2 separate regions of the Mus musculus genome follow, and region 2 is linked to region 1. A link is a loop called in an ENCODE intact Hi-C map of the cell type or tissue named here. Cell type or tissue: heart. All regions are shown on one strand. Each heading gives the region's core, and the rest is flanking DNA. Links, peaks and the distances in the headings are about the cores only.

Region 1 (15,431 bases), core at 2,435-10,434:
TTATCAGGCTTGGTGGCAAGCACCTCTCCTGGCTCTCTCTCTGTCCCTTAGTTTACTATTTTTAAATGTTTTTACATTTTTTTTTTTTTTTTTTTTTTTTTTGGGTTTTCTAGACAGGGTTTCTCTGTATAGCCCTGGCTGTCCTGGAACTCACTTTGTAGACCAGGCTGGCCTTGAACTCAGAAATCCGACTGCTTCTGCCTCCCCAGTGCTGGGATTAAAGACGTGCGCCACCGCGCCTGGCTATGTTTTTTTGTTTTTTGTTTGTTTGTTTTTTGGTTTTTCGAGACAGGATTTCTCTGTGTAGCCCTGGCTGTCCTGGTACTCACTCTGTAGACCAGGCTGGCCTCAAACTCAGAAATCCACCTGCCTCTGCCTCCTGAGTGCTGGGATTAAAGGCATGCGCCACCAACACCCGGCCCGGCTATGTTTTTACTTTTTAATGGGTATGAGTATGTTGCTTGCAGGTGTGTATGTGTATCCCCTGCATGTCTGGTGACCACAGAGGTCGGAGAGGGTGTCAGCTCCTGATTGTGCACTACTGTGTGGGAACTAGGAATCAAACTGGGGCCCTGTCTGCAAGAGCAGCAAAGGTTCTTACCCTCTGAGTCCTCTTCAACTTATTATCTTTTAACATGTAGCCACAGCTGGTCATGGTGGTGGTCATGATGGAACAGGATTTAATCTCAGCACTCCTGACAACAAACTGGGCGGTGTGGGACACATCTTCAATCCCAGCACTGTAGGCAGAGGTAGGCAGAGGATCTATGAATTTGAGGCCAGCCAAGTCTACAGAGTGAGTTCCAGGACAGCTAGAGCTACTCAGAGAAACCCTGTCTAAAACAAAACAAAACAAAAACAAAAAACTGGGGCTGGAGAGGTGACTCAGACTCTTGACTGTTCTTCCAGAGGTCCTGAGTTCAATTCCCAGTAACCACATGGTGGCTCACAACCATCTGAAATGGGATCTGATGCCCTCTTCTAGATAGAGTGTCTGAAGAGAGCGACAGTATACTCATATACATAAAATAAATAAATCTTAAAAACAAACAAACAAAATGAAAGAAGAGGAGGAAACAAAAAGAGAGAAGGAAGAAAAGAAGGAAGGGCTCTTTACCAGCTCTTCAAACCAGTCAGAGCAAGGATGGTTTTCTAGCTGGAAACCATCACTTTGTGGCTCTTACAGTGAGGCAAGAGACTAGTCCTCAACTGCAATGTGTCTTTGTTGACCCCTGAAAGCCCTGAAGGATGGCGCTTCAGAAACAAAGTGGCAGGTTGGGCTTGTTGCTACAGCTGGGTCAGGGAAGCAAGGAGCTCAAGCTAGCCAAAGCCATCTGAAATCCTGTTCCTAAAACAAAGAAGGGAGGGAGGGAGGGAGGGAGGGAGGGGAGAAAGGGAGGGAGGGAGGAAGGAAGGAAGGAAGGAAGGAAGGAAGGAAGGAAGGAAGGAAGGAAAGGAAAGGAAAGGAAAGGAAGGAAGGAAGACAGATAAGCAGGTAGGCAGAAACCATTAAGGCAGAAATAATCAAATTCTGACAATACAGTAGTTGCCATCACTAGCCTGGAAAAGCATCAAAGTACTGCTCCTTGGGTCTATTATTATTATTATTACTTTTGTATTGTTTTGGGACATAGTCTCACAATGTGACCCTGGCCCAAACTCCAGACTGTCCTTGAACCCAAAGAGATTGATCTATGTGCCTCTACCACCAGAACCCTGGAATTAAAGGTGTGTGCTGCCATCCCTGACTGTTGTGGTTTTGTTTGTTTTAAGGCAGGGTCTTCTGAACCTTGGTCTGTAAACCTAAACATGTAGCCATGAAAGACCTTTAACCTCTGACCCTCTTGCATCAGGCTTCCAAATAGGATTTGCAGACATGTGCCACCATACCTGACTTATGTGGTGATCAATGGTGGGCCAGCGCTCTACCAGAACTGCAGCCCTGGTCTCTGGCTAATGCTTTTCTATTTATTATTATGCTTTTTTCCCCCCAAGACAGAGCTTTTCCATGTAGCCCTGGCTGTCCTACAACTTGCTCTGTAGGCCAGACTGGCCTTGAACTCAGAAATCCACTGGCCTCTGACTCCTGAGTGTTATCATTAAAGACATCCGCCACTGGGAAGCTCTTTATTTTTATTTATGTGTACATGTGTGTGTGCATGATATCTGCCATGTGTGGTGATACTCTTAGAAGCTAGTAGGGGGCACTGGCTCCTCTGAGTTATAGGTAGTATGAGCAATCTGCTATGGGTGCTGGGAAGCCAGCTCTGGTCCTCAAAACTGGCAGAAATGCTCTAAGCACTGAGCCATCTCTCTAGCTCCCTGACTAATGCTTCTTGATCTACCAAAACCAATCACTTCCTCTGGCATCAAGGAGGTCTTGGTCTGTCTGAGGAGAATAAGCCATTGCTACATGCGGTAGGAAGGATCTGACAGGAAGAAGTCTGGGGAGGCAAAGGAACGTGGAGGAAGTCAGCTCAGTTTGAGAAAGAGTGGGGACATTTCTAGAGAAATTGATGAGTAAGGAGAAACTGAGTAACGATTAGTCAGAAAAGAAGAGAGGAAGGCGAGCAGCAATGAGAAAGGCATGTGATGCATTCTGGGAACTTAACACCTTAGCAACTAGAGCTCAGGGCGAAGAAGGAAGTGGTATGATTCCAAGGTAGAGGGGGAAGCAAGGGGGTGAGCAAGAACTGGGTAAGGGAGGCCTGGGGTCTGCCTTTTCCCAGAGAATGTTACAACCTTTCAAACATCAAAGGGAGAGAAACCAATTTATAGTCTAGAAAATTCCGTAGGAGGCAAGGCTAAACACACATCTGCAATCTCGGGTGTTTGTCTGTGATGGGAGGGTTGTGTTCAAAGGCATCTTGCCATTTAGCCATCCCCTGGGTCAGAATAAAGAAGGAAGGGATGAAGGGAGGGAAAAGGGAATGTTAGCCCGATGGTAGGGGAGGAGGGTGTCGGGAGGAGGGAGAAGGGGTGAGCTGGGGACTGGAGAGATGACTTGGCAATTAAGAGCAATCATGAGGACTGGATTTCAGGTCCCATCACCTCTGGAGAACGTGACAATCGCCTCTTCTGGCTTCCAAGCACACACAGGCACACAGACACTCCTCCCTCAAAATGTATTCATTCTCTCATGAACATGCATGAAAGGGGGACAGGACGGTTCACTGGAGAAAGGTGCCAGCTGTCGAGTCTGATGATCTAAGTTTGATCCTGGGACTCACATAATGGAAGGAGAGAATTTCTACACGTTGACCTCTGACACACCCCCCCCAATACATAGTGGTACACATGCATTCTACCCTACTTCCACATACACAAATAAATAAATGTTTAATAAGAAAGGTTGGGAATTGGCAGTGGGGAAAGTAGTGTGTACTACACACACATATATACCCACAGTCACAGACACACACATACACCCACAGTTCCACACAAACACATATACACCCAGTCACACACACACACAAACACACATACATACATACATACACAGTCACACACACACAAACACACACACAAACACACATACACAAACAGCCAAAGGGGCTCCTTTGGTGACTAAGCCGGTGATCAGGGACCACTGCAGCGGCTTAAGAAAATCCCTCTTTCTACTGAGCCACCAGTAGCGTTCCTCACAAGGACTGCATATTGTCGGAGAAGCTGGCCAGTGCAGGATAGGAGGCCCAGATTTACACTCTATGGATACAGCCCCCATAGGGAGCCCACAGGAAAGGCAAACAGGTCTTGCTAGGTATCCCACAAAAGCACTTTTGAGTGGAAATAAAACCTCCTTGTCCTGTCAGGAGAAGAAGTCCCCAAACCCAGATGAGGCTAGAAGCGCAAGAACTTTGAGGCAAATGCTACTTGTGGGTTTTTTTGGTTGTTGTTGTTGTTTTCTCCTCTTCTAGACAAAGCCATTGGGTTCAGTGGTCCCTCCGGAAGGCCAGTCATTTCCTGAGGAGATATCAGGCCAGCCCAGACCTCATTGTTCTTGGTTTCCAGCTATGGCCGCCATTACCTGACAAGTACCAGAGCTGGTCTCTGCGCGCCTGGAGAGGTTGTCAGAGTTGTTTCTGCTTTTCACACAGCAGGCTTCTGGTCTGTGGCAGGCAAGAGAATTCTGCCCCTGAGGCATGGCCGGAAGACAGAACTAGCTGAGTGCTTCAGTCTGCAGAAGTCTTTCAGGATTCAGCTGAGGTGGGCCTCAGTCGGCAGACAAGATGCTCCTGGCTCTGGGACTCACGCTGGTGCTCTGTGAGTTTCTAACCTGCTTCCTTCTTCCCTTCTTATGAGACTTGAATTCGTGAAATCAACAGATTGGCTTTCTTTTTCTTTCTCTTCCAGATGCAAGCCTCCAGGCTGAGGAAAACTGTAAGTCCTGGTATTTTCACATGGCTTCCTTCTTTGTGTCTTTTCTGAAATTAACTCATGTCAGACTGCTTAGGGTTGGTGTTTACAACAACTAAGAAAACTCTCAAAGCCTTGTTCTAAATCAAGGTTCAAAGAGTGTGTATTAGAGACAGCGGTGTAGGAGAAAATTGCTGAACACCAGTCTTACATCTTGGTGGGTTTCTGTTTGTTGGAATGGGAGAGATGGGTTTTTTTAAAAAAATTCCTTATATGTATATATGTATATATATGATTCCTTATATGTTTGTGGTCTTTCTGTCATAAGCTATTTCTTTTTACATCATACTATGCCTCTAATTGTTTACTTTCAAACTCTTCTCTTTATTCGCTTGGATTTAGAGTCTGTAATCCCAGTACTTGGAAAACAGACACAGAAAGATCAGTAGTGAAGTCCAGCTTCGGCTCCATAGGAGTTTGAGGGAGGCCTGAGCTACTACGTGAAACAGTACAAAACCGACTCCCAAAAAATAAAAACTTAAAAAAGTATTTTTTTTTCCTTTCACTTGTTTTAATTTACAAATGAGACTCAGTTGACTTGACAGACTATGGAGGCTGAAGGAGCAGACAGTAAATGGGTGTCAGGACTCCCTCTGTCCTAAGAGAGTAACAAAAAGGACCAGCCAGATCCCCTTTCCCTCCCACCGGGGAGGCTCCGCTCCTATCTGAGCTTGCTTGTGGGGAAGGGTTCTGCCTGTCTTTAAAGTCAGACCTATCATCCACTCGAGAGCTGATTCGGAACCTCCGAATTTTTCAGATTAAGAGGATCTGTCTCGCTCCGTCCATCAGAGACTCTGAAGGAAGAGGCTCAGCCCAGCCCAGGGATTGTGGGTCAGGAAGAAGGCCACAGATTACACTGGCTCAGTCAAAAGTTATTCCAGTGTGGGAAGACTAGGGATGCTGGGCTGCAGGCATTTTTGAGCTGAAGAACGTGACAGGGCTGAGTTGAGCCAGGGATGGAGCTGTGGCCCCAGGGTGGGGAGGGCTGTGGTCTGTGAGTCTGTGATTCCTTAGGCTTCTGGCTCCCTTGGCAACACCTGGAGACAGACTGTGTATTGTCTTCAAGTCATCCCCACTAAAGGGTGGGATGGGTGAGCCTCAGAAAGACATGACTCAGCCTAGAATGTCAGGGCTTGTCAGCACTACGGCCTCCGCTCCCTGGAACCCAGACATCTCTCTGGGGCTTGTGCTTGGCTTTACTTAGCTTGCTCTGGTTGGGGACTGGGGTCTCACACTGCTAAGGTAGTCTTGAACCCACTGTGTAGCCCGGGCTGCCTAGGGACTAACTCTAACTCCTCTTGCCTTAGCCTCCCCAATACTCCCCAGCCTGGTGTCACTCAGCCGGCTTGGCTTTGCTTCTTGGGACCTTTTTCCCCTGACTATAAAATGGAAACCACCCACAGACCTGGTGGCTCGAGCAGGGTAAAGTTGAGATTGGAGTAAGGGAGGAGGAGTCATTTGTGCTGTCTATAGGATTAGTAAATGATCCCGGGCAATCACCCCAGCCCTCCTTTATAGTTTAAATTTGTGCCCTATTTGCTCTGTACCCTTCCGTGCCCCCTATCCCCACTCCATCTCTCTCTTGCCCTCAGGGTGTCATATACCTGAAACCCACTGTGTAGCTCAGATGACAATGACTTTCAGGTCCTCCTACTTTCCTCTCCCAAGGGCTGAGATTATAGGCACACACCACACCAGGTTTATGCAGCACTGGCAGTCAAACCCAGGGCTTTAAGCATGTGAGGCAAGCACTCTACTGACTGAACTACATCCCAGCACTCTCTGTCTCCTGTCTGGGTTCTGCCCTGCCAGCCCTAGAGGGTTCTTGCATCTCAAGATCCCCATAGCTTGTCTCCCATCTCTGTGTCTGTCTCTGTCTCTGTCTCTGTCTCTCTCTCTGCTTCACAAGACATCTGCTGTAAGAAACATGGCCCAGAGAAGCAGGCAATAGACTGAAGTTGCTTTGTTGGAACTGGAAGGAGCCTCAACCTTCCCCAGGGATGAAGGATGAGGGGCTGGGGATGTGTGTGTGTATGTGCACACGTAGTGCATATGTAGGGGTGCGTGTGTGTGTGTGCATGTGTGTATATGCATCACTACCAGGAAGTTACAGCTATTTTTTTGTAGTTGGACTGGAAGCAGGGTGGGTTCTTTTTGATACTTGGGCACCTTGTTTCTGCAGGTGGAGCTGACCAGTCAGGCTGGGGCGGAGCCATTCTTTATGGCTAGGACTATTGCCCAGTGCAGCCTGACTTAATTCCTCATGGCCTGAGGCTATTATATAATATATTCCCAAATATGAAAGGGTAAAAAGAAGAAGGGGGTGGAGCTGGGCATGGTGGCACAGGCCTTTAATCCTAGCACTTGGGAGGCAGAGGCAGGTAGATCTCTGTGAGTTGGAGGCCAGCCTGGTGTACAAAGCAGGTTCCAGGACAGCCAGGGAGGGCTATTACACAGAGAAACCTTGTCTCAGAAGAACAAAAGAAAGAAAGAGAAAGAGAAAGAGAGAGAGAGAGAGAGAGAGAGAGAGAGAGCGCAAAGGCAGGGGTACAGAGGGAGGGTTGTAGTTTTGGGAGGGAGGGCTTCTTCCAGCTAGAGTGGGGTGACAGTCCCAGTGGTGGAAGGAGCATGCTAAGGTCCCTTCCAGGCAAGATAGTGGTTAGTAGTTTTTAGCCATGAAGGGCCGAGTGACCCGTTGAAAGAACTTTTGGTGAGACAGTTGAAAAGACAGAGACCAAAGAGCCAAGTTAGTACAACCATAATGATTGAGTCTGCCAAGGGGGTGACCATGGCCCCCAAGTAGTCCAGGTGTCCTCAAGGAGGACATTGCTTACCCTTCCTTGCTGTTGGAGTCTTTCTAGGAACTGTTCACCATTTTCCCATAGTACACCATGTTGGTTTGCTTAGAAATAGCCTTCTTCCCCTGGGAAGGCACAGATGCCTTGCTTTGGAAGGCATCATTAAGCCTAGTCATCCACACTTCTGGAGGACACTGCAGCCAGTGTATCTATTTGATTTTGGTAGGATGACTGGTTTGTTGTAGCAAGATTAGGTCTTCCTTAATCCGATTGATCATTTGAGGGTGTTGAGCCCTATCGCTTGCCGTAGCGAGCGAGCCATTGGGAGGGCTTTCCTAGGACCTCTTGTTTTAGTAGAGAGGGAAGTTCAGAGCGTAAAAATACTTAAAAAGAGTTCTGTGACGGCCAGGGTTACACACAGAGAAACCCTGTCTCAAAAAGAAGGGGGGAGGAGGGAGAGGAGGAAGAAAAAAGAAGAAGGAGAAGGAGAAGGAGAAGGAGAAGAAGGAGGAGAAGGAGGAGAAGGAGGAGGAGGAGAAGGAGGGGGAGGGGGAGGGGGAGGGGGAGGAGGAGTGGAAGGAGAAACTAGTCAGTGCTTTGGTGATCACCTTCAGCCTTCGAAGGAAGGTGCTGACATCCCTATACAGACTAGAACAAAAAAATTGCAGCCTGTGAGTGAGTTCATGGGGGCTTTGAGATGGGAAGGGCCCCTTGATTAGTTTAGAGAACCATTTCCCTCTTGCATCAGCTCCACAAGGTAGAAGTAGGCCTAATGAGGCGCCTGCTGACCCCTCTGATCCCTGCTATATATATTTTTTTCCATCTAGGCCACTGAGATTGAGCTCTGCAGGGTCAACCCTAGGGATAAGCAAGCAAGCCAGTGTCTTGCTTCCTAGGCTACCCAAGTGGAGTATGTGAAATGTAGGTTTTGCAGTTTTTCTAGTTTATTTTCCCCCACTCTACAAGTCAGGTTCTTGCTAAGCGTAACTCTTTTTTTCTCAGGCCTCAGGTCCACCTCAGCCTGCCTCTGCCTGGAGGGAACTCCCTGGACTTCCCGCCTAGTCCTGGCCACTGGCTAATCTGCCTTCCCACCCATCCTGCTGGCTCCCTCCCGTGTCAGAGCGCAGGCACATTCCCTCAAGCTGACCAGGCCCCTGCTGGGCCACCTGGACCTGAGCCTATACCTCCTTCACCACAAGGACCCCCAGCCCTGGCCCCCAGTTACTTCCACTCTCGGTGGACCTCTGAAGCTAGTTTAGAATGGCCACCTCTGCTTCCTCTGGTCATGGCCTCTCTGCCTGGAATCTCAGCTCCACCAAAGACCACCTGATGCCAAGCCTTTTCCATCCCGTAACTTTTGCTGCCCTTGTCTAAAGATCATAAGGGGATCCTGCTCTCCTGACTAAGGATTTCCTTCCGTTTCCTCTCCCTCGTAAACCCTCTTTCCTTGCCCTCAAGGGAGACTGGTTCTGCCCAGCCCCTTCCTTTCCTGTCTCTAGAGCCTCCGGGTTACAGTGTCTCCATAGCCAGTCTCTGTCTTCTGCATGTCTCCGTCATACTGGTCTCTCCCCTGACCCTCAGGCTTTAATCCTGAGCCTGCAGTATGTTTATCTGCCAGGCCTTCAGATTTCCCCTTAGAAGCAAAGCCTTCCTTTTTCACTCTTTTACCTGACATTATCAGTAGCCAGCAAACTGTCTCCCATTTTTCAGGTCCCATAGTCAATCAAATTAGGCATTGAAAAGTTGTGGTAAAATATAATCTAAAGTTTATTTTTTTTTAAATCTGTATTCATCTATTTATTTTTGAGGCAAGGTCTCACTATGTAGCCCTGGCTATCCTGGAACTTGCTTATGCAGGCCAGGCTGGGCTGGAAGTCAGAGATCTGCCCACCTCTGCCTCTTCAGTGCTGGGATTAAGGGCGTGTGCCACTTTGCCTGCCTTTAAAATATATCATTGACATCTAGAGCACGTACAGCCTCGTATAGTTCTAGAAGGTTTCCATCACTCTAGAGATGAAGCCCTTTCGGTTCTTTGGAGAACTCTCTTAGCTCAGCCCACCTGCCTGCCCCTCCCCCGCCGTTTCCATCTGATCCGCCCCTGGCTACTCACTAGCCCCTGGCTGCTCACTGGCATGGAGTCTGAGGCCATGGTGATTTTTCTAGAACTCCGGTAACTTCTGGCATTACCATCCTGACCCACCTGACCCCTTCTCTCCCACACTCCGCTCCTGAAACTGGCCACGCCCAGAGTGCACAGGTGTTTTATGCTCCTGTTCCTGATACACGCTGTTCTGTGTTCTGGAGTACCCAACAGCTGGCCTGCCGCTGGCCCAGTGGACTCGATCCTCCCCTCCCCCCGCCCCCGCACATCCAGCACGCAGTCCTTGCCCTCTCCCGGGCAATCCCTTCCTCTCTGCATAACTGAGTTATAGCCAATTATCCACCAGCCTGCGCGCTCAAACAGCAGGAGTCATTTCTTATTTTTCCTGGACCCCCCCCCCCCCCAGTACCCGGCACAGTTGGATAAATGTCACATGGCTGGGAACTTGAAGTGAACTTGGAGATGCCTGAGAGTCCCCAGGGCAGATGGGCCAGCCTGTCCTGTGATAGCAAGGAAGTGCCTCAGGGCTTCCAAGGAGCTCTGTAATTTTCCTGACAATGGTAGGTAGTTCCTCTTCCCCTCTGAGTCATTTCCAGGTTGAGAGCCAGGTGGCTGGGGGTGGCTCATCATACTAAGAGGACCTTAATTTGGGAAGGAAGCCCCCTCATTAAACCGTTAGTATTTAACATTGTTTGTACCCCTCCTCCTCCCCCCCCCCCAACCCCCCAGACAGGGTTTCTCTGTGAAGCCCTGGATGTCCTGGAACTCCAGTTTGTAGACCCTCCTCTCTTAGATCTCTTTAGGCTGTTCTGTGCCCTGTTGGCCATTGACTTTTTTGAACAGTTTGAGGCTTGATGAGGAGCATGGGGTGGGGGTGGGGGCATTGTCCATTGACAGGAGGTCTGTGGGACATTTCCAATACTGTGCACACCTAGAGCCTTGGGCCCCCCCTTGCCGTGAATAGTCCTGTATCCTGGTGAGACCTCTGTGCAGTTTCAGTGTGCTTCTCCTCGGAGGGCATGTTCTTATAGCAAGGAGTAAGAATTCTGTTTTATAGACATGGAGAAGTCTCAAGATCTGCTGGCTGTATTATTATTATATTATTTTCTTATAGCAAGGAGTAAGAATTCTGTTTTATAGACGTGGAGAAGTCTCAAGATCTGCTGGCTGTATTATTTTCCTGTTTGCTTGATTTTGCAAAATCAAAGACCAAAGAACAGGACTGGGGATATGCCTCAGAGTTCATCTGGCATGTGTGGCTCCCTGGTTTTGATCCCTAAAGCCACACATGGTGGTACAAGCCTATAACACTAGGACTTGGGAGATAGAGACAGGAAAACCATAAAGTTCAAAATCCTACCTAATCCTTGGCTACATAGTGGGTTCATGGCCAGTTTGCTCTATAGAACTATTCCAGGACAGCACAGAGAAACACTGTCGCAAACAAACAAACAAACAAACAAACAAACACTCAGTGCAGTGCTTCCTCAGAGAGCCGAACCTGGGAGGTTGGACTTTCTAGGGCTGCCAAGGTTACAGAGTGGGGAGTGCCCAGCCAAACTCAGTATCTTTGTGTTAACAGAAAATGAAAGGGGCTGGGAGAGGGGTGTGCCAGCTCACACTGTAGTCCCCGTACTTGGGAAACCAAGGCAGGATTGTGAAGAGTTTAAGGCTAGCCTGAGCTACATAGCAAGATTATCTTAAAATAAACAAATATCTTTTTTAAAATCTTGAATTATTCCAAGACTCTGGCTGGAAGTAGTATAAACTCAGCACCTCACCCAGTCTTGTGGGTAACTCTGGCTCACAATCTTGTGATGATAGACCCTTTTGGTCAAGGTCAAAGTTGTTCCACGAAGGCTGACTAAGCCTGGGTGTCTGCTTTTGAGCTGACTTTTGTGGCTACACTGAAGGCCTCCGTTCATCATCCTGTGAGACACCGCCTTCTTAGCTGCTCTTGCAGGATGTGACTTTTGACCCAGGGCTGAGGTCCTGGAGGAGAGAGCTTGACTAGATGGAAGCTGTACACTAACATCAGGAGGAGTGTCCTGGCTCCATTGGGGGAGTCAGTCCTGTGATAGCCTTGGTATGGTCATGTGGGAGATGTAACAGGGCCGAGGGCTGTTTTGGAGGCTGTCTAGGGCAGAGCGGCTGCCACGTTATCGAAGCTGGTTATGTTCTCCGTTAGGGCTTGGCCTGGCTCATTTGGGAAATTTTCTTTATTTAAAATTTTGAATGCATGTTTATTTAGTGTGTGTGCCTGAGCTTGTGTGCAGCCTGTGAGGTGCTTTTAGAGGTCAGAGGATAACTTGCATGAGTTAATTCTCTTCTACCCTGTGGGTCCTGGGATTCCACAAACTCAGGCACAGCAGTAAGTACCTTTGCTTGCTAAGCTGTCTCAACGGCCCTATTTTTATTTTTATTTATTTATTCTTCATGTGTATTAGATGGTCGTGAGCTGCCACCATGTCAGTGCATGAAATCCTAGTTCTGCAAGAACAAGTGCTCTTAATCACCGAGCCATTTCTCTCCCCGCACCCCCATCTCCCCTTGAGGCAGGGTTTCACTGTGTAATCCTGCCTGGCCTGGAATTTGCATTGTAGACCCAGAGTGGCCTCAAACTCTTGGCAGTTCTTTCTTCTCTGCTTCCGGAGCGCTAGAATTAGAGGTGTGTGCCACAGCACCTGGCCTCTTGAGTTTTCTACAAGGTTTCCCCCTCTTCCGTCCTGTGATACTCCTGCTGGCTGAGTGGCGACATGAGGTTCCTCCCAGTGATCCAGGTGCGTGTTACACAAGTGGATGTGTGTCAAAGAAATCAGCCGTGTCAATACCACCCTCCTTACAAAAGCCACACATTGGCTGGAGAGATGGCTCAGAGATTAAGAGCACTGCCTGCTCTTCCAGAGGTCCTGAGTTCAATTCGCAGCAACCGCATGGTGGCTCACAACCATCTGTAATGGGATCTGATGCCCTCTTCTTGTATGTCTGAAGACAGCTACAGTGTACTCATATACATAAAATAAATAAATCTTAAAAAAAAATCCACACATGCCAAGTGTGGTGGCACATCTCTTAATCCCAGCACTCAAGAGGCAGAAACAGGTGGATTTCTGTAAATTCGAAGCCAGCCTGATCTACCTTACCAGTTCCAAGCCAGCCAAGATAGTGAGTTGCTGTCTCAAAAACAACAAAAAGCCACACTTGGTGCTTTAATTGAGGTTTTTTTGTTTTTGGTTAAACCTAGAGGACAGTTCGAGTTTGAGAAAAATGACAGAACAGCCAAATTATAAAATTTCAGGGGAATGAAGGAGAGAGCAAGCCATGCCTTTTGCAATGGGGGGTAGCGGGCAGCAGCGAGGCAGAGAGCATGGGGGCCTCGGAGGCTGATGCTCAGGGTATCCCCTTCCAGACTTTGATCACTATCAGGGGGAAGAGGAAATAGAAAAGGAGGGAAATGACAAGGCCGGAGTTGTAGGGTGGGATGCTTCAGATAGCTGCTCACAGCTGCCTGGAGGCCGGAGACTTCCTTTCAAAGAAAGACAAGTCCCTTCTAGCATGTCTTTATTTAGGTGGAACCGAATTCCCTTTGGGGAAGCATTCCTGGGATTCCAACTGATGAACTGGGCTGGTTGGATTGACAGTAGGGAAGGGAAGATAGGGATGGCACAAGAGTTAAGAGTTCTTACTACTTTTGCAGAGGAGGGGTGCCCAGCAGCCATGTTGGGCAGCTACAACTGCCCATAACTCTAGCTCCTCTTCAGGGAATGGACACCCCTTTCTAGTCTCCTTGGACATTGCGTTAATGTACATAAACCCATATGCAGAATACACACATGCACATGATAAAAACGAACAACGGAAGGAACAATAGTATGAACAGTAACAGTATGTAATGTTTTGTTTGATCTTAATTCTTTTGCATCTATTATGAAGTGGGGGGGGGGGCGGAGGGCGTGTTGTTGACCCACTCAGCACTGTGGACAGTGCCTGGCCTGGAGAGGCCCCTGTAGTGTTTCCTATAGTTGTCCTGCAATGTGAAGGAGAGAAGTGATTATCCATGAGGCCCAGGGTTTGTTATTACCACGGGCACCTTGCCTCAGTCACCAAAAAATACGGAGGTAGGGGAGTGGGGCTGGGTAAGGTATGGCTCAGTGGCCAAGTGCTTGCCTAGCATTTGAAGGGCACTGGCGTCAATTTCCTAGCATCAAGAGAAAAATAATTACCAAGAAATGCAGATGTGCTAGCATTCCTGTTTCAACAAATAGAAGCAAAAAGACTACAGGAATTAAAAATAAAAAAAACAACTACTTCCAAATAGCCAGGCTTAGTGGTGCACACCTTTAATCCCAGCACTTGGGAGGCAGAGGCAGGTGGATTTCTGAGTTCGAGGCCAGCCTGGTCTACAGAGTGAGTTCCAGGACAGCCAGCGCTACACAGAGAAACCCTGTCTCAGAAAAACAAACAAACGAACAAACAAACAAACAAACAATAATAATAAAACAACTCTCAACCCTATCTAGCTAAAGGAGACTGTTCAGGATGCTGTCTGTACAGTAGCCCATAACTAGGGTGGAGACCACACAGTATGAGCAAGTCTGGGAGCCTAAAGAACTTACCAATTTCTTTATTTCTGGCAGTCCTGAGGACCGAGCCGAGGACTTTATGCATGCTAGGTGGGTGGTCTACTGCTGATCCACATCCCCAGTTTGGAGACTATGTTGTTACAAATCGTTCTGCATTTAATAAATTTCTAGAAACAGAGAAGAGATGAAGCTTTGAAACTCCCATTTATTCTGTGACAGATAGACCCCAGGTACCATTTCCCAGGCGTTTTCCTGGTGCTAAGAACGATGCTGTGTCTCCCGGAGGGTGTGTGATGCTTGCCAAGTATGCTACACTCAGAGTTGTAGGTTCACTCCTCAGCATCTCATAAGCCAAGTGTGGTGGTGCCTGCCCGGGACCCAGGAGGATAAAGGGCTCGGGGTCATCCCTCACGACAGACAGGATGCAAGTCTGGGCTGAGTGGGTCCCACTGCTGACAACTGTGGGTTGAGTAACTAACGGCCCTTCCCACAGCAGAGCTGGCCTGTGGCCGCTCATTTCCTGGTAAGAGGTCAAATCTTGAGAATGTCTCACTGGGTCGTTTCTGAATTTCTCTATTTTATGTGTGTATGAAAATCCACAGTGAATAGTATAGCATAATTTCATCATTTCCCTGTTTATATTCATATAACCTCTTGGAGGACATAAACCCATGAAACCTTCACAAAGAAGCAAACAGGGCATGAACAGCCATCTCTGCTTTGAGAAGTTGGTACATGTGGAACCTCCAGTTAGATGCTCTATTTACACAACAACAAAACCCAACCCCACCCCGAGAGGGGGGCTCATTATATAGCCAATCTGACCTTCGACTTCTCCCACTGAGCCCTGGCCTTGGCTTTATGTGTTGTTGTTGGTGGTGGTGTTTTTGTTTTGTTTTCTTTTTTCTTTTGTTGTTGTTGTTGTTGTTTTTCAAGACAGGGTTTCTCTGTATAGCCCTGGCTGTCCTGGAACTCACTTTGAAGACCAGGCTGGCCTCGAACTCAGAAATCTGCTTGCCTCTGCCTCCCAAGCGTTGAGATTAAAGGCGTGTGCCAACACCGGGCCGGCTTGTTTTGTTTTTTGAGGCAGGGTCTCAGTATATAGGCCAGGCTAGCCTCAGACTTGGTAGCCCACTGCTGACCTTGAACTCTCAGTCTTCCTCCCTTAACCTCACCAGTAACTCAGTGAAATTAGAGAACTTTTGGATCCAAGCAGGAGACAACCAAAGTCCGTTGGTGACTTCTGAGGATTCGGAGTCTCGCAATGAGTCAGCTGTGCTCACTGGCCTAGCTCTTGTCTAGCGCTGGGAATCCCAGCTCTCAGGTTTTATTTTCACTATCTCTTTTCCTGGTGCTGGAGTGGAACCCAGGGCTCACATGCGGCAAGCAGATAGAAACATGCCCTCTTCTCCTCTCTAAGACAATTTTGTGATTGTTGGGTTTTGTTTGTTTGAGGGGGGGGCTCTGTTCATTTGTTTACCACTATGTTAAACTGTTTGTGTGTGTGTGTGTGTGTGTGTGTGTGTGTATGTG
Region 2 (15,431 bases), core at 3,558-11,557, 53 kb after region 1:
AAAGAAAAAGAAAAGAAACTCTGACTTGAAAAAGAAAAACAAAAACCTTCATGTATGTACCGTTGGTGCCTGGTACCACAAAGGCTGGAAGACAGAGTCAGATACTCTGGGACTGGAATTACGGGTGTTTAGTTGTGAGTAGCCACAAGGGTGCGGAGACTCGAACCTGGGTCCTCTGCAGAAGCAGTCAGTGTCCTTATCCACTGAGCCACCTCTCTAAGCCTTTACGTCTTCTTTTATATTACTTTCCTGAGGTTAGAATTCACAAGCCTCAGTCAGTGGCTCTAGTTCCAGTTTATGAATGAATCACCTTAACCAGAAGAGGGAACCGTTAAGTGTGTGTCTCTCAGGGCACAGCGGTGAACTGTAAGAGAGAGTAGGCCAGGCCGAGGCTGTATACATTTCTGTCTGTCACTTAACTCTGGACTCCATTGACCTCAGACTTCATGCGGGATAATCTGTGATATGCCTGAGCTCTAGGGGGTTTCGTTTCATGGTGGTGGCCTGCAGTGCTGGAGAGTCGGCCCGCAGGACCTCAGGCCTGCCAGTTAGATGTCTGTCCACTGAGTCACACCCCCAGCTCAGCACACATGCACGGTTGCTACAACCTGGTGTAGGGAGAGCAGTCCTGATGAGTCTGGTGAGTAGGAGTCAGGGATGCTATGAAACATCTCGTGGTACAGTCAGTCTCGGTCAAGAGTTCCCAGCCCAGAATGTCAGCAGGATGAACACAGAGAAGCCCTGGCTTAGAGGACACCAGCTTCTATGCCTGTCCACCAGGAGAGCTCCCTCAGACACCAGCTCTTGCTTTCTCTGTGTCCACCTCAGGAGCTGACCAGGGCACCTGGTCCCACCCACACCTCTGGCCTGTAAAGGAAACCAAGTCTTGCTCTCAGCCCCAGCTCTGTATCAGTTGGGCACCCCCACTCCCCACCCAAGCGTCAGCTACTCCACCCCTCTTCACCCTTGCTTTCTCTTTGTGTGGAATTCAGACTTCCAGGATCTTTTCCTTTCATCTTCTTTTCCAGTTCCTCCCTACCCCATCTCCTTTTCTTTCCTTTTCTTTAAGACAGTTCAGTTAACCTCCAATTCATAACCTTCCTGTGGCAGCCTCTCAAATGGTGTCATTACAGTTGTGCACCACCAGACCCAGCTCAGGATGTGTGAATGGGGCTGGGGGCGGTGGGAAGCGAGTGGGCAGAAATCCCTCATCTTTCTCACATTCCTTACTGCCCCTTACCAAGAGGATAGCCATGACAGGAAGTACCATCAAGAAAGAACCTGACCTGGACATCATGGCACTTGAAAGGCTGAGGCAGGAGGATTGCTGCAAATCTGAGGCTAGACTGGGCCAGGATTAGACCCTACATCAATTTAAATTAAGGAGAAGAGGCCTCTCAGCAGGAAGCCACCATGTCTAAGGGTGGAACACTCTCTGGTCTCTGAGCCCTGGGCTTCATCTTGCCCTCCCTCCCCCTGTACCCCCTCCCCCCATTCCTAGAACTCTGAGCAATAAATTTCTGTTGTTTCTACATTTAAAAAGGAAAAAATAGGAGCAGGGGTGGGGGTGGGGGTGGGGTCCTGGCTAAGTCCTCTGAAGGGAGAGAAGAACACTTGAAAGTTGGTTCCCACCCATCCTGTGTGGCCCAAAGCCAGCTGGGCCAGCAGGTACTGCCAGGGTGGCACTTCCTGCCTGAACACGCAGGAGGGGAAAGTACCTTACGCCGTGCCCCATCGTGTAACATTACCCACCAAAGAAACAGTCTCCAAGTGGGCCCAGACTTGCCTGCCATCAGTCTTGCCTTCTCCCATGCAGAGTTTTGTTTTTTGGTTTGTGAGGTTTGTTTTTTTTTTTTTTATATTTATTTACTTATTTATTATATGTAAATACACTGTAGCTGTCTTCAGACATTCCAGAAGAGGGCATCAGATTTCGTTACGGATGGTTGTGAGCCACCATGTGGTTGCTGGGATTTGAACTCGGGACCTTTGGAAGAGCAGTCGGCGCTCTTAACTGCTGAGCCATCTCACCAGCTCCTGTGTGGTTTTTTGTTGTTGTTGTTGTTGTTTTTGTTTTTTGTTTGTTTGTTTGTTTTTCCGAGACAGGGTTTCTCTGTGTAGCCCTGGCTGTCCTGGAACTCACTTTGTAGACCAGGCTGGCCTCTAACTCAGAAATCCACCTGCCTCTGCCTCTGCCTCCCCAATGCTGAGATTAAAGGTGTTCATGCGCCACCATGCCTGGCTGCCATGCAGAGTTTTAACACGTCACATTTTGTTTCTGCTTCTGGAGAACGTGGGCTGGGTGGGGGAGGCCGGGACATGGGGTTCTTCTCCCCTGTGGAGACCTGGGCCAGGAGGAGCTGTCATGGCCTCCCTCGGTGTGTGGAGGCTGACAGAGTGGCTGCTCGGTGCCTGGGCTGATGTACAGATTTTTTGAGAGGCCAACTGCCTTTGTCCCGCTAGAATAGAAGAGGGGCCCCTTTGGGACAGCGGTTCCTGTTCCCTCTAACTAGGAACAATGGAATATTATATGACAGGGTTTGAAGGGGAAGTAGACTTGGGGAAAGCAGGTTTTTATTTGTTTGTTGTTTTGTGACAGAGCCTGGAACTCTTGGTAATCCCCCTGCCTGGCAGCTTGACTGCTGGATTTACAAAGAGAGCTACCACACAAGGCTCAAAGGGTTTTTTGTTTGTTTGTTTCTTAGGATTTTTTGGTTTTGCCTTCTATCTTTCCACCTCTTCTTCCTCTGTGTCTCTGCCTGTCTGTCTGTCTGTCTCTCTCTCTCTGAGGATGACCTTGAACTCCTGATCCTCCTGCCTCCACCTCCCTAACACCAGACTTTATAAGCCCCGTGCTGCCACACCAATTTCTATGATACTGGGGGTCAGCCCCAGGGCTCCATGTGTTCCAGGCAAGCACTTAACCAGCTGGCCTGCACCCTTGTTCTTGGCTTTCTCGCCATGACCTTTACCATCTGTAAGAGCAGCCACCAACCCCTAACCCCCTACCCTGTCCCCACCCCTACCCTGCCCCCAGCACATGGGAACTTTTTTCCCAGAGAGCACATGAGGTATTCATTGCTGCTGTTTCCACCAGACCTGGAGAATCAGCCCCAACACAGAGTCAGTCCCTGGGATGGGCGGGAGAGTCTGACTCTGTGCGAAGAGGCAAATCCTACCCCAGCCTCCCATCTGGTGGTGAGGCTCCTCTTCCAGTGATGCAGGCAGTGATGTGATCCTTCCGTGCAGAGCTTCCTGCTCTCTCACTCTCTCCACTTCCAGGCTTTTGTCAGAGGCCATGGGCATAACAACGGTGGCCTGGCTGGGCAGCCGGGCACAGTGTGCATTCTGACAAAAGGATGCGTCAACTTGAGCCTCATATGGGAAAGGGAAATTGCAGGCTCTGCTCTTAGTCAGTTTGGCCATGGATGCCAAGAGCCTGAGTTATCCTCCTCCTCCTCTTCTTCTTCCTCTTCCTCCTCTTCTTCCTCTTCTTTCTCCTCCTCCACTTCTTCTTTCTCCTCCTCCTCTTCCTCCTCCACCTCTTCTTTCTCATCCTCCTCTTCCTCCTCCTCTTCCTCTTCCTCCTCTTCCTACTCTTCTTCCTCCTCTTCTTCTTTCTCCTCTTCCTCTTCCACCTCCTCCCCTTCCATCCTTACTCCCAGGAATGGGCAGACAGTGTAAAATCAACTGTGAGAATAGATTTGCTGCCAAAGATATTGGCAACATTATTTACTTAAGACAGCAAAATCCTGGACAGAACCTCTTTTGTTTTTAAGTTTTGTTTATGTGTATGGGGGTTCTGACTGTGTGCGAGTCTGTGTAGCATGTGTGTGCCTGGTGCCTGAGGAAGCCAGCAGAAGGTGTCAGATGCCCTAAGACTAAAATTATAGACAGTTGTGAACCACCATGTAGGTACTGGAAATCGAATCTGGGACCTCTGGAAGGGTAGCCAGTGTCCTTAACCACTAAGCGATCTCTCCAGCCCCAGAACCTAGCTTTTTAAAGTTAGGAACCTGGTTAAGCAATCAGCTGTGTAGCCACTTAACTTGACGGTGTAGCTACTTGGACAGTGGCATTTAAGAAAGGTCATGAGCCAGGTGTGGTAGCGCACGCCTTTAATCCCAGCACTTGGGAGGCAGAGGCAGGTGGATTTCTGAGTTCGAGGCCAGCATGGTCTACAGAGTGAGTTCCAGGACAGCCAGGGCTACACAGAGAAACCCTGTCTCGAAAAACCCAAAAAAAAAAAAAAAAAAAAAAAAAAAAAAAAAAAAAAAAAAAGAAAAGAAAACAAAAGGAAAGAAAAAGAAAGGTTATGAAAGTTCTTACAAAACCACACTGCATGAAAGGATGGGGTGGAACACATCACAGGCCTATCGCCCTAACTTCCCCTGACCCTCCCCAACAGTCCACTCAGAACACTGCTAGGGGACAGTGGAAGGGACCAAAAGTGGGTGGAGGGTGGAGCAGAGATCACTTTTATTTGCAACTTTCTAATTTTCTGTTTTCTATTTTTCTCTACTAATTAAAAATCTTTAAAATGCCACACAAGAAGCTGCACTTCTTCGATCCCGGCACTCTGGAAGCAGAGGCAGGTGGATTTCTGGGAGTTTGAGGATACCTTGGATAGTTTTGAACAGATAGCTCAAGGACACCCAGGGCTACATAAAGAGCTCCTGTCTTTAAGAAAAGAAAAGCCACAGTGGGGGTGTAGTTGGTAGAATGCTTGCCTAGCATGCACTGGGCCCTGGACTTCATTCTTAGCACCCCATGAACTGTGTGGTGGTTCATGCCTATAATTGGGAAATGGAAGTCTCAGAAACTCAAGGTTATCCTGGACTACATAGTAAGTTAAAGGGCTAGCCTGGCCTACATGAAGCCCTACTTAAAAAAAAAACAAAACAAAAAACAAAAATCAAAGCTAGCACACAAAAAGGTCAAATGACGTTCCAGGGACTCTACATGCCTATCTCATGGCTGAGAAGATCCCAGGGGCTTGCCTAGAGACAAAAGGCCATCAGTAGATGGCCTGAGACCCCCTTATACACTAGTGTTCTGTCCCGTCCCCAACCCTCCTCTATATCCCCCCTTTGCCATTTGCCACTTTGCACATTTCCAGCAGCAGATCCAGTGTGAAGCTGCCCTACCTCGCACGCTCACCTTTGTGCCGTCTTTGTTTTGCAGATCTCATGGAAAACAGATACTCTGTAAGTACACACGTCACACACACTACGTTAAAAATGCACCCATGAAGCTTGGTAGTAGCTCATACCTGAATCACCACACTGAGGAGTGTTGTGGACGTTTGAGGCCTTCCTTGGCTACAGAATTCCCTTTCAGGACTGCAGTATGTGGCTGTTGCTGTTGCTTTACAAAGGTGTTCTATAGAACAACGAACTATTTCCCAATTTGTCCAGGGTCTGCTTTCTACTAATTCTCGCCAGCACCTTGTTCTAACCTGGCCCATTTGAGACCAGGAACCGTGGCATCCTCTGGCAGTCTAAGCCAGTTCCAGTACTGATTCTCCTGTCTATACCGTTACAGCTCAGTCTATATAGGGAGAGGGACCATGGGAATCCTCCCATGTCGCTGGGAGTCTTTCTGCTCTTTTAGTAAGAAAGAGTCTCGGGCATAGTGAGCGACACACACTTGAGAGAGGAGCTTGTGTGCAAGACCAGTTTGGACTGCATACTAAGTCCCTGGTGAGAGAGGGAAGGGGAGAGGAAAAGGAAGGAGGAAGGGGAAGAGAAGAGAGATGAAGAGAGGAAGGGTAGGGAGATAGGGCAGTTGGCCACATACTTACACAAGGATCTGGGTTTAATCCTAGAACCCAAAGTGAAAATTTCAGTTGTAGTGGCAAACATGTGAGATCCCAGTCCTGGGGAGATGAGGACAGGTCCCTGGGGCTTGCCAACCTGCATGGTGAGCCTAAGGCCAACGAGAGACCCTGTTGAAAGAAGGGAAGGAGGAAAGGAAAGGAAAGGAAAGGAAAGGAAAGGAAAGGAAAGGAAAGGAAAGGAAAGGAAAGGAAAGGAAAAGAAAAAGATGAATGGTTCTTAAGGAATGACGTCTGAGATTGCCATCTGGCCTCTATATGCACGTAGACACACTCACAAAGGAACATTTGTACACAGGCATGTGCACGCACGCACGCACGCGCGCGCGCACACACACACACACTCACACACACAAAAGGATGTACAATAAACTCAGGAGGGAGGGAGGGAGGGAGGGAAGGGGTTTAAGTTCAACCCATTCATAACCCACTGCCTTCCGGTTCCCAGCCTGTCTGTGGGCACCCAGCAGCACAGGGGTTAACAGGGCAGCTATTATCTTCAAAAATAAGGAACTGGCCTCTGAACTGGTCTTTTGGGTCTGGGAGAAACTTCCAGCAAGACTTCTCTGTAGCCTTCAGTGGGGCCCTGGCTTCCTTTGTTTTGCTGGGTCTGAATTCTTGCTAAACAGAGCTCATTATGCTCTGGACAGACAGGAAGGCGCTGACATTCTCTGTGGGGATGAAGGCTGTCTGTTTAAGGCGAAGAGGAATGAGGTGAACAGCTTCCCTAGCTGCACCCACCCAGGCTGCTGAGAGCACTGTTGTGTGGAAGGGGCAAGGGAGCCTGTTTCATAGACGAAGAAATGGGGGGCCTGCCTTGCTAAAGCATCCAGAATCCCTGAGAAGCAGAAACAGAGGTCACGTCTCCAAAAGCCCTGGCCTGGGCTTTGTCCTCACTGTTAAGAAGTGACACAAGCCAGGCTTGGTGGTGCTTAGCTGCAGTAAGTGATCTCTGTGAGTTCAAGGCCAGTCTGGTCTACAATCCTTTAGCCCTGAGTTCCAGGACAGTCAGGGCTCTGTTACACAGAGAAACCTTGTCTCAAAAGGAAAAAAAAAAAAAGTGACTGTCTCCCAAGAGGTGAGAATAATGACAAGCTTGCTCCACAGGCAGAGTAGGACCCTGATTAAGAAAAAAAAAAAAAAAAGTTCACTGGCTGTTCCCATGGCCGTGTGTATCTGTGGCCACCCAAGGCAGGGCTGCGGGCCAGCCGTCGGAACTTTGCCGAACCAACCTAGTTACTTTGTCTTCCACCCAAAGGGGCTCTCTGGACAAAGGCTCTGAACTCCAGGCCAGTGGCAGAATGGCTTTCCCTCAGCCCCCAAAGTCTACTCTGGTCGCAGGGTGCTCCCAGTACTTGGGCTAGCCCTACCTCCAAAATAATAAAACCATCTGGCAGGAACTCAGGGCTTCCCAGTCGTTGAGAAGTGAATTTTGAATCTTGAAGCAAATAACTTTTGTTTATGAAAGAAGCATGCAGCGCTTCCCTAATAACCAGCCAGCGTGGGTCAGAAGAAAATGAACACTGAATTGCTCGGCAGGGAAATGGGAGGGGCTTCCTTCCTGAAATCAAACCTGGCAATCATTCCTCGCTTGTTTAATGGCCTGAGGAAATATCTGGACAATGAGACAGCCACTTAGCCAGCTACGAGCTTGGTATTGTTTGACTTGCTCCAATGGCACAGGCTGACTTCACTTTTTCCTCTTGCCATTTTTTGCCTTGTTTATAAACCGGGTTTGTGGCCCACGCAGACAGATAACGTGGAAGAGAACACCCTGTGCTTAAAAGAAAGAGCTCGAATCTGGACCTATGCGAAGGTCTCCAGATGGTGGGCAGAACCCCTGACTCTTACCGGTTGGGAACAAGACAGTGTCAGTGATGGGGTCCCTTCCCCACTCCCCAGGACCAGCAGGGAGATGAGTTGTCACAGGACCTGCTCAGGAGTGGGGCTGAGGCTGCTGCTGAAGAACGGGGTCCCACTTCTACAATCTTCTTGTGGGTGACTTCCTCAAACCTAAGCACCACTGCCTGTAAAGTAGAAATGGTGATGGTAGTGGTGATGCGGATAATGATGGCGATGGTGGTGATAGTGATGATAATGATAGTGAAAATGACGAAGTAACATCTGCCCACTGGGATTTTCTTAAGGGTTAAATGAGACTCTGCAGACTCAAGCCATCACAAAAAAGCCACTGTCTCCTTTAATGATCTTTTCCTCAAGCACTCTGGTAACAGTGGATACGGTTAAGAGATTTACTTTATTGGCTCTGAAATGCAACACACACACACACACACACACACACACACACACACACACACACACACACACGAAACTCAAAGCCTAGGATTCATCAAAGCCAAAGCTTGACATAGGCCTGGGAGAACCATATACAGAATTATCCTAACTAGCTGCTTAGTCTGTATGTAAGGTTCCGTCTTCTCATCAGTTACCATTTTTATAAAAAGGGTGTCTGTGTGTGTGTGTGTGTGTGTGTGTGTGTGTGTGTGTGTGTGTGAGAGATGCAGTCAGGATAATGTCTGAGAGTCCATCTCCCTCTCCTGTGGGCTTCAAGGTTAGAACTCAGGCACATCTTCAGGCTTGTGCACTCTTGCCTGCGGAGTCATCTCTCCCAGCCCCATTTCCACGATCTGCAAACTGGGTGACTTCTCACCTGCATTTCTGCAGGGATTAAGAGAACACTCAGCTCGTTCCTGATAGACTGGAAGTGCTCACCCTGAGAACTCTTTAGAAGTAGGAGTCAGGGACCCGGGCAAGGAGGTGGAGTCAGAAAGGTCTTTGGGGTTACTGGGGGACGGAGGGGGGAGGGGGTATGGGGAGATGGGGGGGGAGCACAAGCTGAGCAGAAGCAGGGCAGATCCAGAGCTGACAGCTGGCTTCTGACTAAAGCATAACAAGTCCGCTCCTCACTGAGAGTGTGTTAACTTTCACGTTTAAGTCCCCAGACCCTGCTGATGGACTAGCCCTTCCTGTCTGTGAGCTTGGTCCCATTATCCAGTGCCGTTTTCCCTAAGAGAGGGAGAACAGAGGCATCTGGGGAGAGACTTGGTCTGGGGCCTGCAGAAAGGCTAGACACGAGGATCCCAGCTCCTTGCCCTGGAAGAGCGGAGGAAACGGCAGGCAGCAGCTGCCAGTGCTGGCAAACCTCCAGCGCTCTGGGCTCACACGGCTTGCTTGGCCCGTTTGTGCAGTTCCATCCTGGCAAGGGAGGAGCCAGAGTCTTGGTCTCCTAGTTGGGCCTCTCAGGTCTGCATCCTGTGCTAAAAGCCCCAGGCCCAGCCAAACAAAATGGAGAGTCCAGGAAGCCAGCCAGCCTGGCCACAGGTTCCCTACGACGCCAGGCAACCTTTACATCTTCTTTTGCCCCCACCTCTGTTAAGTTCCACTTACAGCAAGGTGTCCTCGGTCCGCAGAGGGTTCTGAACCGTGGGCCTGTGTTTCCTGTTCTTCAGGGCTCTCCTTTTGCAAGGCTCTCAGCTCCCGAATCTCCCAGCCTGCCCAGCTCCTCTGCTTGCAAATTTCTTTCCCCTTTACAAAATCTTAGAAGTCAGTTCAGGTCACTTCTGAGTACTTCAGGAGTGTCCTGGTCAGAATGTGATGCCCCCATGCCTCCAAATTACTTCATCGAAATGTTGATCTGGGATTGATAAAGGGCAGGGAGGTGGCTCAGTGGGTAATCACCTGTGTGGCAATTGTGAGGCCGTGAATTCAACCCCACAATCCACATAAAAGCCAGGCATTGGTAACCCCAGCATTGAGATGGGACGTGGGGAGCCCCTTGAAACTCTTGGGCCAACTAGCAACAGGGAACAATATGAGACGTCGTCTCAGCTGAGCAGTGGTGGCGCAGGCATTTATCCTAGCGCTTGGGAGGCAGAGGCAGGTGGATTTCTGGGTTTGAGGCCAGCCTGGTCTACAGAGTGAGTTCCAGGACAGCCAGGGCTACACAGAGAAACCCTGTCTTGACAAACGAGGGAGAGAGAGAGAGAGAGAAAGAGAGAGAGAGAGAGAGAGAGAGAGAGAGAGAGACCTTATCTCATCCAGAATGGGAGGTGAAAGTACTTGAGGCTCTCCTGATTTCCACATGAACCCCATAGCACAGAACTGAATATGCACACATTGTACACACACACACACACACACACACAAGCAAAATCATTGGTGGACTATGAAATCCTTGGGACAGAGTCTGTCCTCTTCGGGATAGAGATCTGTACTAGGTCAGATAAAGGTCCAGAAACCAGGAAGTGGGTGGTGGGTGACTCAGACTACCATTTGGGGCTATTTTGGTGCTCTTTTGAGACAGGTCACATATGAAGACAGCCCAGGTTCTTCTGAGGATTACTTTGAACTCCTTTTTTTTTTTTTAAAGACTTACTTATTTATTATATGTAAGTACACTGTAGCTGTCCTCAGATACTCCAGAAGAAGGCATCAGATTTCGTTATGGACGGTTGTGAGCCACCATGTGGTTGCTGGGATTTGAACTCAGGACCTTCGGAAGAGCAGTCGGCGCTCTTAACCACTGAGCCATCTCGCCAGCCCTACTTTGAACTCTTGATGGCCCCAAGTGCTGTGTTCTGAACATTTATCTCCACGCCTGGCTTTTTTTTTTTAACTTTTTTTTTATTATTACAGTAGAACATACACAACCTAAAATTAACCACTACATTATTGTAAAGTAGTATCGTTCAAGAGCTGGGGTATGGCTCAGAGATGGAGCAATGCCTCCCCAGCACTTAAAAACAGAGAATTCAGTTGCACGAGTCACATTCATAATGTAACTGTCACTACAATGCACTCTCGATTTTTTTTTCCTTAAATTCTTGTTACATGTTCGTTTGCACACGCATTCAACAGTCAGAGACAGCTTCTGGGAGCTGGTTCTTTTCCTTCAACCTCTGGATCTTGGGACTGAACTCAATTTATCAGGCTTGGCAGTCAGCGAGCCTTTCTACTGAGCCATTTAACCAGCCCTCCAGAACTTTTTTTTTTAAAGATTTATTTATTTATTATATGTAAGTACACTGTAGCTGTCTTCAGACACTCCAGAAGAGGGCGTCAGATCTCATTACGGATGGTTGTGAGCCACCATGTGGTTGCTGGGATTTGAACTCGGGACCTTTGGAAGAGCAGTCAGTGCTCTTAATCACTGAGCCATCTCACCAGCCCTGAACGTTTTTTTTATAAAGGATTTGTATGCCCACACGATTGTGTGTGGAGGACCATGAGGCAAAGAGGGTGCTAGCTGTTGCTTATGACTACCTTTGAAACAGGTTCTCTCGCTGAGCCTGGGGTACATATATTCTCCACTAGACTGGAAACCAGAAAGCCCTAACACTCTGTGCTCCCCTCAGAGCTGGAATTCCAGGCCATGTAGACCAGGCTGGCCATAAACGCACAAAGATCTCCCTCTGCCAGCTGGATGCTGGGACTAAAGGTGTGCACCACCACACCCAGCCACATTTTTTAAGTTAACCAAGTTTTTAAGCTGACCTAAGGACCTAAGATGGCCTGGTGACTCACGTCTACCATCCCAGCACTGAGAAAGCTAAGACCAAAGGACCACTGAGCTGGCCCAGGCTACAGAGTGAGTTTCTGGTTCAAAACACAAAACCAAGGCAGACTAGAGAAGGTGTCTGCTAGCCACAGGTCCAGAGGGAGTTAGGTGTAAGCTCTCTCCTACCTGAGGGTTCCTTCCATTTGATCCCTGTGCAGCACCCATGGGACACCACACTGGGTGCACGTGGGTATCGATGCAGTGGCCTGATACTACAGCAAGAAGGTAGAGGTAGTGACGACAGCCTCTACAGAGCAATCATGGAGAGAAAAGAAGATAGGGGGGGGGGGGAGCAGAAGCTGCCCTAGAAGACGGAGTCCCAAAGGATGGTGGCACAGCTCAGTGCTTTTGTATGTTTGAGTCGAGGTCCCCAATATCCAGGATAGCCTAGAACTGGACTTTGAAGTTGTGATCCTCCTGCCTCTACCTCCTGAGTCCCGGGATTACAGACATGAATCATGTGTGGTGGTAGTGGTGATGCAGCTTAGACCTCAAGCATTACACCCAAGCACCCACATTCTCAGCCCCTTTGGCGTTCTCGTGTGCTGTACTGGTTCAATTTATGCCTCTCTCCTCCGGGGTGATCTCTAGTCCTCAGGGTGTAACCCTAACTCTTGTCTTCTGTCTTACAGAGAACGGAAGGCTCCCTTAATGGAACTTAAGACAGTCAAGGCAGTGCACGTCCCTGGGAGGTCGTCCATGTCCCGAGAAGAGCAGCCGATTCCTGGATTGCGAGAGTCCTGTGCACGTATTTATGAGCCTGTCCCCACCGAAAGCAGTAATCCTTCAGGCCAAGCCATCCAATTTTAAACCCCGCTGCCTTGTTCATGTTGGGTATACAGAGACTCAGAGGCGCTAGTTAATGGCCAGCCTGACCTGTCTTCCTTGTGTTTCGGGGGGTGAAAGGAGGTTCCAGGAGAATAATGCCCTGGAATATTCTGAGGCTGAAATGTTGTGTCTCGGATAGACAGAGTACTTCTCCGTGGGTCCTCCTGCACAGAAGCCCCCTTCTGCTCTGTTGTCAATCACTGGGTTAGTTTTTTGTTTTGTTTTGTTTCTGTTGTTCTCTTCTTTCTGGGTTGATCTTAATCTTTGGAAATACACAGTGCTGCTCAGGTTTGCCTGGTTCCCCTGTGTGACCTTCCCCCCCACACACACACAAAGTCAACCAGCTGACTGGGAGCAATGCTCGTGGAATGGCCAGTCACTTGAAGACAGACCTCAAGCCAGCAATGGCAACTGGAGCGAGCACTTAAAGCGCACCTTGATCTTCCTTTCCGTTCCATGCCGAAGGCCCAAAGAAGAGAAATGGCTGGCTACAACAACTGTTATTATTTTTTTAATAGTAAAAGGAAATATGTACTTTTCTCACTAATTTTTCTTTATTTATTCCCCACTAAAGAAACGGTTTCCTAAGGTCTGAGCTGTTTCCCAGGGTGGGCTAGAGTGGGTGGGCAGGAGCTGCCGACATTTTGTGTACTATACCTAACCCTCCTCGCCTTCTCCGTTTGCCTCAGCCACCCGGCTCCAGGGCCCCTGAGGGGAGTTGTATTAAATAAAATTGATTTTTACTCTTCAGTTATCTGCATTCAAGTGTCATCTACTGGAACAGGGCACATGGCAATAAAGTAAACGTAGGCCTAGGGACTCTCAGTGTGTCCAGTGTCACAGAGAACCAAGCAGTTCTCTTGTCTCCGAGTGGAATCTCACAGGGACCAACAGCCTGGGTAGCCAGAGCCTTTGCACTGTGCTGGGGTCCACTTCAGGTCCTAATGATGGTGAGGCAAGCGCTTCACCAACCTCCCTATTCTCCAACCCCAACCCCACCCCCATTCCCCCACCCCCGTTATGCTTTTTAAGTTTTTCGGTTTTTTGTGTTTTGGGTTTTTTTTTTTGGTTTGGTTTGGTTTGGTTTGGTTTGGTTTGGTTTTTTTGGTTTTTCGAGGAAGGGTTTCTCTGTATAGCCCTGGCTGTCCTGGAACTCACTTTGTAGGCCAGGCTGGCCTCAAACTCAGAAATCTGCCTGCCTCTGCCTCCCAAGTACTGGGATTAAAGGCGTGCACCACCATACCCGGCTAAGTTTTTTGTTTTGCTTTGGTTTTTTTGTTTTTTTTTTTTAAGATTTATTTATTTATTATATGTGAGTACACTCTAGCTGACTTCAGATACTCCAGAAAAGGGCATTAGATCTCGCTATGGATGGTTGTGAGCCACCATATGGTTGCTGGGATTTGAACTCAGGACCTTCAGAAGAGCAGTCAGTGCTCTAACCCACTGAGCCATCTCACCAGCCCCGCTTTGTTTTTTATTTTACGTCATTTTTATTTTATTTTATTTGGAGACAGGGTCTCATTGTGTGCACTTCATTAATTAGTCCAGCCTGGGCTGGACTGACTTCAAACTCACTATATAGCCCAAGCTAGCCCCACACTCTTTTTTTTTTTTTTTTTGGTTTTTTGAGGCAGGGTTTCTCTGTATAGCCCTGGCTGTTCTGGAACTCACTCTGTAGACCAGGCTGGCCTCGAACTCAGAAATCTGCCTGCCTCTGCCTCCCGAGTGCTGGGATTAAAGGCGTGTGCCACCACGCCTGGCTAGCCCCACACTCTTGATCCTCCTGCTTCTCCCTCTCAAAGACTGGACCATCTTTCACTCTTTCGCTGGGTCTTCCTTCCCCTTCCTTCTTCCATTCAACTCTCACTGTCTCTTCTCCACATTAAATGGCCAGAATGGGGGCTGGAGAGATGATGGCTCAGTGGTTAGGAACACTGACTGCTCTTCCTGAGTTCAATTCCCAGCAACCACATGATGGCTCACAACCATCTGTAATGGGATCCAATGCCCTCTTTTGGTGTGTCTGAAGACAGCTACAGTATACTCATATAAGTAAAATAATTAAATAAATCTTTTTAAAAAATGATAAAAAAAAAAAAAAGAGGTTGTACTGGCTGGTTTTGTGTGTCAATTTGACACAAGATGGAGTTATCACAGAGAAAGAGCCTCTCTTGAGGAAATGCTTCCATGAGATCCAGCTGTAAGGCATTTTCTCAATTAGTGATCAAGGTGAGAGGGCCCAGCCCCTTGCGGGTGGGACCATCTTTGGGCTGGTGGTCTGGGTTCTACAAGAGACCAAGCTGAGCAAGCCAGGGGAAGCAAGCCAGTAAGTAACATCCCTCCATGGCCTCTGCATCAGCTCCTGTTTCCTGACCTGCTTGAGTTCCAGTCCTGACTTCCTTTGGTGATGAACAGCAACGTGGAAATGTAAGCTGCACAAACCCTTTCCTCTCCAACCTGCTTCTTGGTCGTGATGTTTGTGCAGGCACAGAAACCCTGACTGAGACAACGGTGAAGAGCAGACACAGTTTATAGCCAGTGATGAGCTTTGCATCCTCAGCCATTGCTTTCAAAAGCCAGATACATGGAATATTTTTTGTGAAGGTCTTTTCTGCATTGTGATTATTTTTTCCGAGTGTTTGTTTTTAGGAAAATGTCCCTCATCGCAGCCTAACTTCTGCCTGGTCTGCATGTCTCGCTTTTCCTGAACTGTCTTGGCACAAGTGGGTGTGGTGCCAGCAGCTGCTCCAGTACTTTTGGGTATACCGATAGATACTCTAGTTCAGCCTAGTATTGTTGGGTCCTGAATTTGCAACGTGAAGAAAACTCTCTCCAGTCTCAGGACTTCTACAGGGTCCCAGGAAAAGGAACCTGGACCGTGTGGAATGTCTGCCAGGGTGAGGGCAGAGTGTCTAAGTCAGAACCGGGTGCCATGCCATCTTTAGAAGCTCTGACTTGCCACCATGTGCTGACTGGATGAGTGTGTCCCCGGCTGGGGATGGGGCTCAGCTAGTTGGTAGAATGCTTACCTGGCATGCATTGGCTCAGGAGGAAAGAAGGCAGCAGTGAGGGTCTTTTTCCAAGGAACCCAATACATGCTCAGAAAAATAATCAACTAAGGATCAAAAACTCTCAGAAAACAACTTCACAGATATTTGGACGCACTGGGATTCATGCCCAAAACAA

The links. A loop is a pair of places that touch in the nucleus more often than their neighbours do. Peaks named below come from ENCODE experiments on the same cell type or tissue, not always from the same donor. Only the 100,000 strongest peaks of a DNase experiment are listed, where the experiment ranks them.
Region 2: a loop joins it to region 1, with 2.5 times the contacts of the local background. A loop is called at or near these places in 3 of 42 quality-filtered maps.

The regions. Positions count from the first base shown.
Region 1 is chr11:106,703,851-106,719,281 of GRCm38, reverse strand. Pecam1 (platelet/endothelial cell adhesion molecule 1) reads left to right here and starts at 4,001. Exons shown (of 16, transcript NM_001305157.1): 1 at 4,001-4,263; 2 at 4,354-4,380. The coding sequence starts at 4,230. In heart, for the core only: a CTCF peak has its summit at 8,328; DNase peaks (open chromatin) are centred at 4,011, 8,291, 9,441 and 9,851; H3K4me3 peaks cover 2,847 bases; H3K27ac peaks cover 3,741 bases.
Region 2 is chr11:106,651,778-106,667,208 of GRCm38, reverse strand. Pecam1 (platelet/endothelial cell adhesion molecule 1) reads left to right here. Exons shown (of 16, transcript NM_001305157.1): 15 at 5,185-5,207; 16 at 12,047-12,996. The coding sequence ends at 12,076. Among named protein-coding and RNA genes, the nearest start is that of Tex2, 47 kb to the right of the region's middle. In heart, for the core only: no CTCF peak of the experiment used is centred there; DNase peaks (open chromatin) are centred at 6,438, 7,308 and 8,968; H3K4me3 peaks cover 634 bases; H3K27ac peaks cover 5,067 bases.